2 separate regions of the Homo sapiens genome follow, and region 2 is linked to region 1. Evidence: chromatin contacts called from ENCODE Hi-C or POLR2A ChIA-PET data. All regions are on one chromosome and are shown on one strand. Each heading gives the region's core, a stretch centred on a gene start or an enhancer-like site at or near the end of the contact. The rest is flanking DNA. Distances are from core to core; before and after follow the strand shown.

Region 1 (3,007 bases), core at 508-3,007:
TGAGTAATGAAAGGCGATGTTAATTACTGACATGGGCCATTTAGAAGGAAGAAAAATGCTATCTCTTATTAATTTTGCTGAAATGGACACACTCTTGTCAGTGGCTAATGGTTAACAAAGCCATTCTTTGCTAAAGGACAGGGCAGGAAAACCTCAGTTACGAAAGGACCAGAGCAGCCACAGTGCAGAAACTTCCTGCCCCTACACGCCTGCACCCGCCAGAGATAACGTCTTTCACCATTTTTTCCCCATGTATAAAGTTAGACGGAAAACCATCAAGGAGAGGTTAAAAGTTGCATTTCTACCAAGATGTTTATGATGGGCTTACAGGGAAGCCAGGCTCCGGCAAAGGACACAGGAATCAAGTTTACATTTTAATGGAGGGAGGCGGGAGGTGGAAAGAGGAAAAAAAGTCAGCTTGTGGAGTGGGAATTCCTCATCCTGTTAGTGGGTAACACTAATTCAATCAAGAAGAAAGGGTTTGTTGAACAGACGCTCTCCCTGCGATTTCAGCCTGCCGGATCATCTTGGTGGAAGTTCATAAATGCGTCTGAAATGCTCCCAGCCTTTCAGTCTGAACACGCGGTTTTGGCAGTTGTGAACTTCAAGTAGACCTATTTAAGCTGATCAGAGGAAACAGGCTGACAGTGAGCTGATTAGAAACCTCTTAGGGACCCTTCTTTAAAGAGGGAAAGGAGTTATTTTTTTCCATCATCTTTAGAGACCCAGGGGTGGGTAATAAAAAAGAAAGGTTGCAAGTGGGGTGGGAGTGGGGGTTGTGGGGGAAAGGAAAACATCCATTTTAGAACACGAAGAAAAACAACTGCTTTGCCAGCCCTTTCCCAACCTCCTCGCTCTTGTCAATTTCTGCTTTGAGGGAATGTTTGAAGATAACAGGAAAGGAAATCATGAAATGATATGGCAAGGATGAGTGAGGCTTAAAGAGACGAACACAAGCTGTTTCCTTGACCCAGGCTTATCTCAAGCCTGCCAAAAAAATAACCATCTATCACAGACCCATAAATAGGTTAGGAACATGAGAGTAAAATGCTGCTTTTAATGATAAAGCGATTGGTGAGTTAGTTTAGAAAACAACCATCTCAGACATCTTAGGCTTAACAGATGCACACAAAGGTATACTTTTGTCTCCAGGGGTGGGAGGTGGGGGCAAGTTCTTGAACAAGCTGAATGTGTTTTAGGAAGCAGGAGCTCCACTTGAGAAAAGTTATAAACATGAACATTCAGAAAGAACATTTCAAAACCTCTCTGGGGAAAATAGGAGTTGCTGACAATAATACACATGCAGGGAGCGATTCCACTGCAAAATCTAAATGAGTGAGAAAGCTACCTCTTTGCTAGCCGCAAAGCCTTATCAGCAACAAAAAGTTCAGGTTAAGAATTTGCTTTCCAAACCGATACCCCACAGTTGACCTAAAATAGAGCAGGCAGTCAGGTTTCTCGTTGGGGCCCTTGAGAAAAAGTCTGCAAACCTGATCCCTGCTGAAATACTCCAGGAAGAACCAGATTCTCTGGGTTACAGCCCTTAAGATCACAATAGGAGTTTCCATTCCAGACCTTCAACTGAAAATGAAGTTTACAAATTAGCTTTGAATAAATATTATGCTTCCAGTCTCCAGTGAAGAGCCACAGCTCTGAGAGAAACCAAATTAGAAAAAGACGCGATTCAGCTCCCAAACACACAGAACCAAGCCCAAGCCAACCTAGCCTGGCATGTTTCTCTTCTTGCGCTACCAAAATAGCATGGTGATGTCATGCTTTCATTCGTCCCCCAAAACCAGCCACCCTGCCCTCCTAAAAATAGCTTGATGCACTTTTAAAGGGAAAAAAGGGGGAGTCAAAATATTTTTTGAAATAAACTTTTTTTCACTTAAACCGTCAAGCAATAAAAGACTATCTTTTCTTTCCTGTTTACTTTGTCTCCCAGACTCTGTGTGTGTGTGTGTGTGTGTGTGTGTGTGTTTCCCAAAGTCCCTCTGAAAATCATACAAGAAGGAAAAGCCTTTTCCAAAATAATTTATGTAGTCTGACTTCTGAGGCCTTCTCGTGTTTGTAAATTTTCTCTTTGTTCTTTGCCAGTGAATGAACCAGACTCAGGATTAACCAAGGACTTATTTAGGAGTCCTCTGAAAAATATAAGCATATTTGTAGGGAAGAGGACCGACTTAAAGAGACTGCTAGACATCAGGGACATAGATCAGTGATTCTCGAGGCTGTTTGAGCCTCCAGACACTTGTAACACTTTGAGATACGAAAGCTTTGGACTCACTAGGGACCTGAAGAATCATTTAAGTAAGGCCCAACCATCTGCATCATTCAAAAGAAACCCAAGGTAGCCATGTGTGGGGGCTCATACCTGTAATCCCAGCACGTTCAGTGGCTGAGGTGGGAAGATCCAGGTCAGGAGTCTGAGATCAGCCTGGGCGACATGTGGAAATCCTGTCTATACTAAAAATACGAAAAAAAAAAAAAAAATTAGCCAGCCATGGTGGCAAGTGCCTATAATCTCAGCTACTCAAGAGGCTGAGGCAGGAGAATTGCTTGAACCCGGGAGGCAGAAGTTGCAGGGAGGCAGAGGTTGCAGTGAGCCAAGATTTTGCACCACTGCACTCCAGTCTGGGCGACAGAGTGAGACTTCATCTCAAAAATAAAAAAAAAATAAAAGAAGTTAGCTGGGCATGGTGGCATGCACCTGTAGTCCTAGCTACTCAGGAGGCTGAGGCAGGAGGATCACTTAAAAGGCCAGGAATCCAAGGCTGCAGTGAGCCATGATCATGCCACTGCACTCTAGCCTGGGCAACAGGGCAAGAAAAAGGAGTAGGGAGCTTGGAGGGAGGTGGCGATGGTTAATGGGTACCAAAAAAAAAAAAATGAGTAAGACATACTATTTGATTGCACAACAGGGCAACTATAGTCAATAGCAATTTAATATACATTTCTAAATAACTAAAAGAGTATAATTGGGTTGTTTGTAACACATAGGATAGAT
Region 2 (3,007 bases), core at 200-2,699, 91 kb before region 1:
ACAAGTGTTACCATGGCAAAACTGGAAGAGTCTACAATGTTACCCAGCATGCTGTTGGCATTGTTGTAAACACACAAGTTAAGGGCAAGATTCTTGCCAAGAGAATTAATGTGTTTATTGAGCACATTAAGCACTCTAAGAGCCGAGACAGCTTCCTGAAACGCATGAAGGAAAATGATCAGAAAAAGAAAGAAGCCAAAGAGAAAGGTACCTGGGTTCAACTAAAGCGCCAGCCTGCTCCACCCAGAGAAGCACACTTTGTGAGAACCAATGGGAAGGAGCCTGAGCTGCTGGAACCTATTCCCTATGAATTCATGGCATAATAGGTGTTAAAAAAAAATAATAAAGGATCTCTGGGCTACAAAAAAAAAAAAAGAAATTTCTGCCTTTTAGATACCTCTTTAATGGTGTTACAGTCATCATCACAGTTATAAGTATGTTGATATCAATAACAATCATTATTTGGATATTTATATGTATGGTGCTAAGTAACTATTTCCATTCTCATTCAATTCAGAAACATGAGTCAGGTTTTAAATGCATCTATATTTCTAACTGGTATGAGTATATAGGAAAAATATCTAATGCATCAATGTGTCCATAGAGCTTTATCATCTATCATATATTTATAAACATATAAATATCAATATATATGTACAGAGAGAAGGAAAGGATTTTTAAGAACATAACTATATATATTACAATGCTTTGTAAAGGACATGATCCATCTGTTCATACATATTTGGGGTTGAATAACATTCTAAAGATTATATGAAGAATGTTCCCAATTTACAGTCAAGGCAGCTGAGGCCTTTAAAAGTTAAATTTCTACCCATGTTTTTTCTCATCTGCTGCTTTCCCCAACACTCCTCAATGTTTCTTTACAACTGTATGTTTTCATAAAAGCAAATAAAAATATAAAATTTACATTTGCTTTAATCACAGTGTACAGTATACACAGTGAACGGTATTCTTCTAGCACTGAGTAACTTGGACATCACCTTGCATCATTTCTAATTTCCCCAAATAGGCAAAGTCAACGTCAAGGTTAAAACTATCACGTGTTGAACTTCCTTTCTGTGTTCAGTGAGTGCAAAACATGCTCCTTTTTGAGAATTCCCAGAGGTTATTCAGGGTTATTGAGGCATAAAGAAAACAGGGCTCACAACCCAAAGCCATTGTTTCCTTCCCTGAGCTTCATTAAGACTTTGCTGCCCATCAGCCCGGTACCAGAGAGCCAAACTCGAGAGCTCAGGCTCATAGATTTGGTATCAGTCCGGAAAGCACGAGTGTGAAATGGAAGCCACATTCACTTAGTTCCCCTTACAGAAGTGTCAGCTCCACTCAGAAACCGACTGTCTTCCCTGCCAGCGAAGGAGAGGAGAGTGCTTTGTCTCGTTCATTCCATCACACAAAACCATTTGATGAGCTTGACAGCATTGCTTGCTAATTACGGGGCAAGCTTCTCAGCACGAGGTTTGTTGCATCAACAGGTCCCCGAACAATCCAGCAATTGTCTGGGGGAAGCTCGGCCACTCGGGGTTGAGCACTTTTACGTCAATTATCCCCACCGGTTGTCATGACTTGGAGCCGCTCTAGTGGAATGAAGGGAACAAAACGATACGGAACGCTGAGGCCTGCACACAGCAAATTGGCTCCAGAAAACATTCCGGTTGTATCTATGTTTCTGGCTGTTGACGATATGATGAGAGGTCGCTGTCCCACACCACCCCTGCTCCAGGAAAACATGAAAGAGCGCCCATTTGGGAGAGTCTAGCATTTAGATAGAAAGGGCTCATTCCATAGAAATGTAATCATTTTCAACCCAGTCTATGTCTGCTAGGAGTTTGTGATTTTTGAAATATGAACAAAAAGGTTGAAAAAATAAATTCTCTTTCATTCTTGGCTTTTCTGTTTTTTGTTTGTTTCTTTTTGGAAAGAGAGGGAGGTAGAAGTAGGGGAAGATGGGAAACAATATACTATTGAGAGGTGACAGCGTGCTGGCAGTCCTCACAGCCCTCGCTCGCTCTCGGCACCTCCTCTGCCTGGGCTCCCACTTTGGCGGCACTTCAGGAGCCCTTCAGCCCGTCGCTGCACTGTGGGAGCCCCTTTCTGTGCTGGCCAAGGCCGGAGCCAGCTCCCTCAGCTTGCGAGGAGGTGTGGAGGGAGAGGCGCGGGCGGGAACCGGAGCTGCGCGCCGTGCTTGCGGGCCAGCGCGAGTTCCGGGTGGGCGTGGGCTCGGCGGACCCTGCACTCGGAGCGGCCGGCCGGCCCCACCGGCCCGGGCAGTGAGGGGCTTAGCACCTGGGCCAGCAGCTGCTGTGCTCAATTTCTTGCTGGGCCTTAGCTGCCTTCCCGTGGGGCAGGGCTCGGGACCTGCAGCCTGCCATGCCTGAGCCTCCCCGCCCCTCCGTGGGCTCCTGTGCAGCCCGAGCCTCCGCGACGAGCGCCGCCCCCTGCTCCACAGCGCCCAGTCCCATCGACCACCCAAGGGCTGAGGAGTGCGGGTGGATGGCGCGGGACTGGCAGGCAGCCCCATCTGCAGCTCCGGTGCGGGATCCACTGGGTGAAGCCAGCTGGGCTCCTGAGTCTGGTGGGGACGTGGAGAACCTTTGTGTCTAGCTCAGGGATTGTAAATACACCAATCGGCACTCTGTATCTAGCTCAAGGTTTGTAAACACACCAATCAGCACCCTGTGTCTAGCTCAGGGTTTGTGAATGCACCAATCCACACTCCGTATCTAGCTACTCTGGTGGGGCCTTGGAGAACCCTTGTGTCTAGCTCAGGGATTGTAATTACACCAATGGGCACTCTGTATCTAGCTCAAGGTTTGTAAACACACCAATCAGCACCCTGTGTCTAGCTCAGGGTTTGTGAATGCACCAATGGACACTCTAGCTACTATGGTGGGGCCTTGGAGAACCTTTGTGTGGACACTCTGTGTCTAGCTAATCTGGTGGGGAGGTGGAGAACCTTTATGTGGACACTCTGTGTCTAGCTAATCTG

What was found. Hi-C counts contacts between places; a loop is a spot of excess contacts on that map. ChIA-PET counts read pairs that join two places held with the same protein, here RNA polymerase II (POLR2A). Pooled maps may share reads with other maps.
Region 2: a loop to region 1 is called in a map of heart right ventricle, with 2.1 times the contacts of the local background. The contact joins two enhancer-like sites. A Hi-C loop is called at or near these places in 8 of 168 maps with a recorded cell type or tissue (Calu3, Right ventricle myocardium inferior, ascending aorta and 4 more) and 10 of 50 pooled maps. POLR2A ChIA-PET finds 5 or more read pairs at or near these places in 2 of 52 experiments (Caco-2 and activated CD4-positive, alpha-beta T cell).

The regions. Positions count from the first base shown.
Region 1 is chr10:28,805,506-28,808,512 of GRCh38, reverse strand. It overlaps LINC01517 (long intergenic non-protein coding RNA 1517), which reads right to left. Exons shown (of 4, transcript NR_120652.1): 3 at 2,375-2,466; 4 at 294-623. Among named protein-coding and RNA genes, the nearest start is that of LINC00837, 11 kb to the right of the region's middle. Within about 2 kb of position 1,757, at least 6 of the 41 ENCODE cell types and tissues checked have a DNase peak (open chromatin) inside an H3K27ac peak, as active enhancers do; they include heart right ventricle, where a contact is called at or near this core.
Region 2 is chr10:28,896,318-28,899,324 of GRCh38, reverse strand. It overlaps the pseudogene RPL21P93. Among named protein-coding and RNA genes, the nearest start is that of C10orf126, 51 kb to the right of the region's middle. Within about 2 kb of position 1,449, at least 4 of the 41 ENCODE cell types and tissues checked have a DNase peak (open chromatin) inside an H3K27ac peak, as active enhancers do; they include heart right ventricle, where a contact is called at or near this core.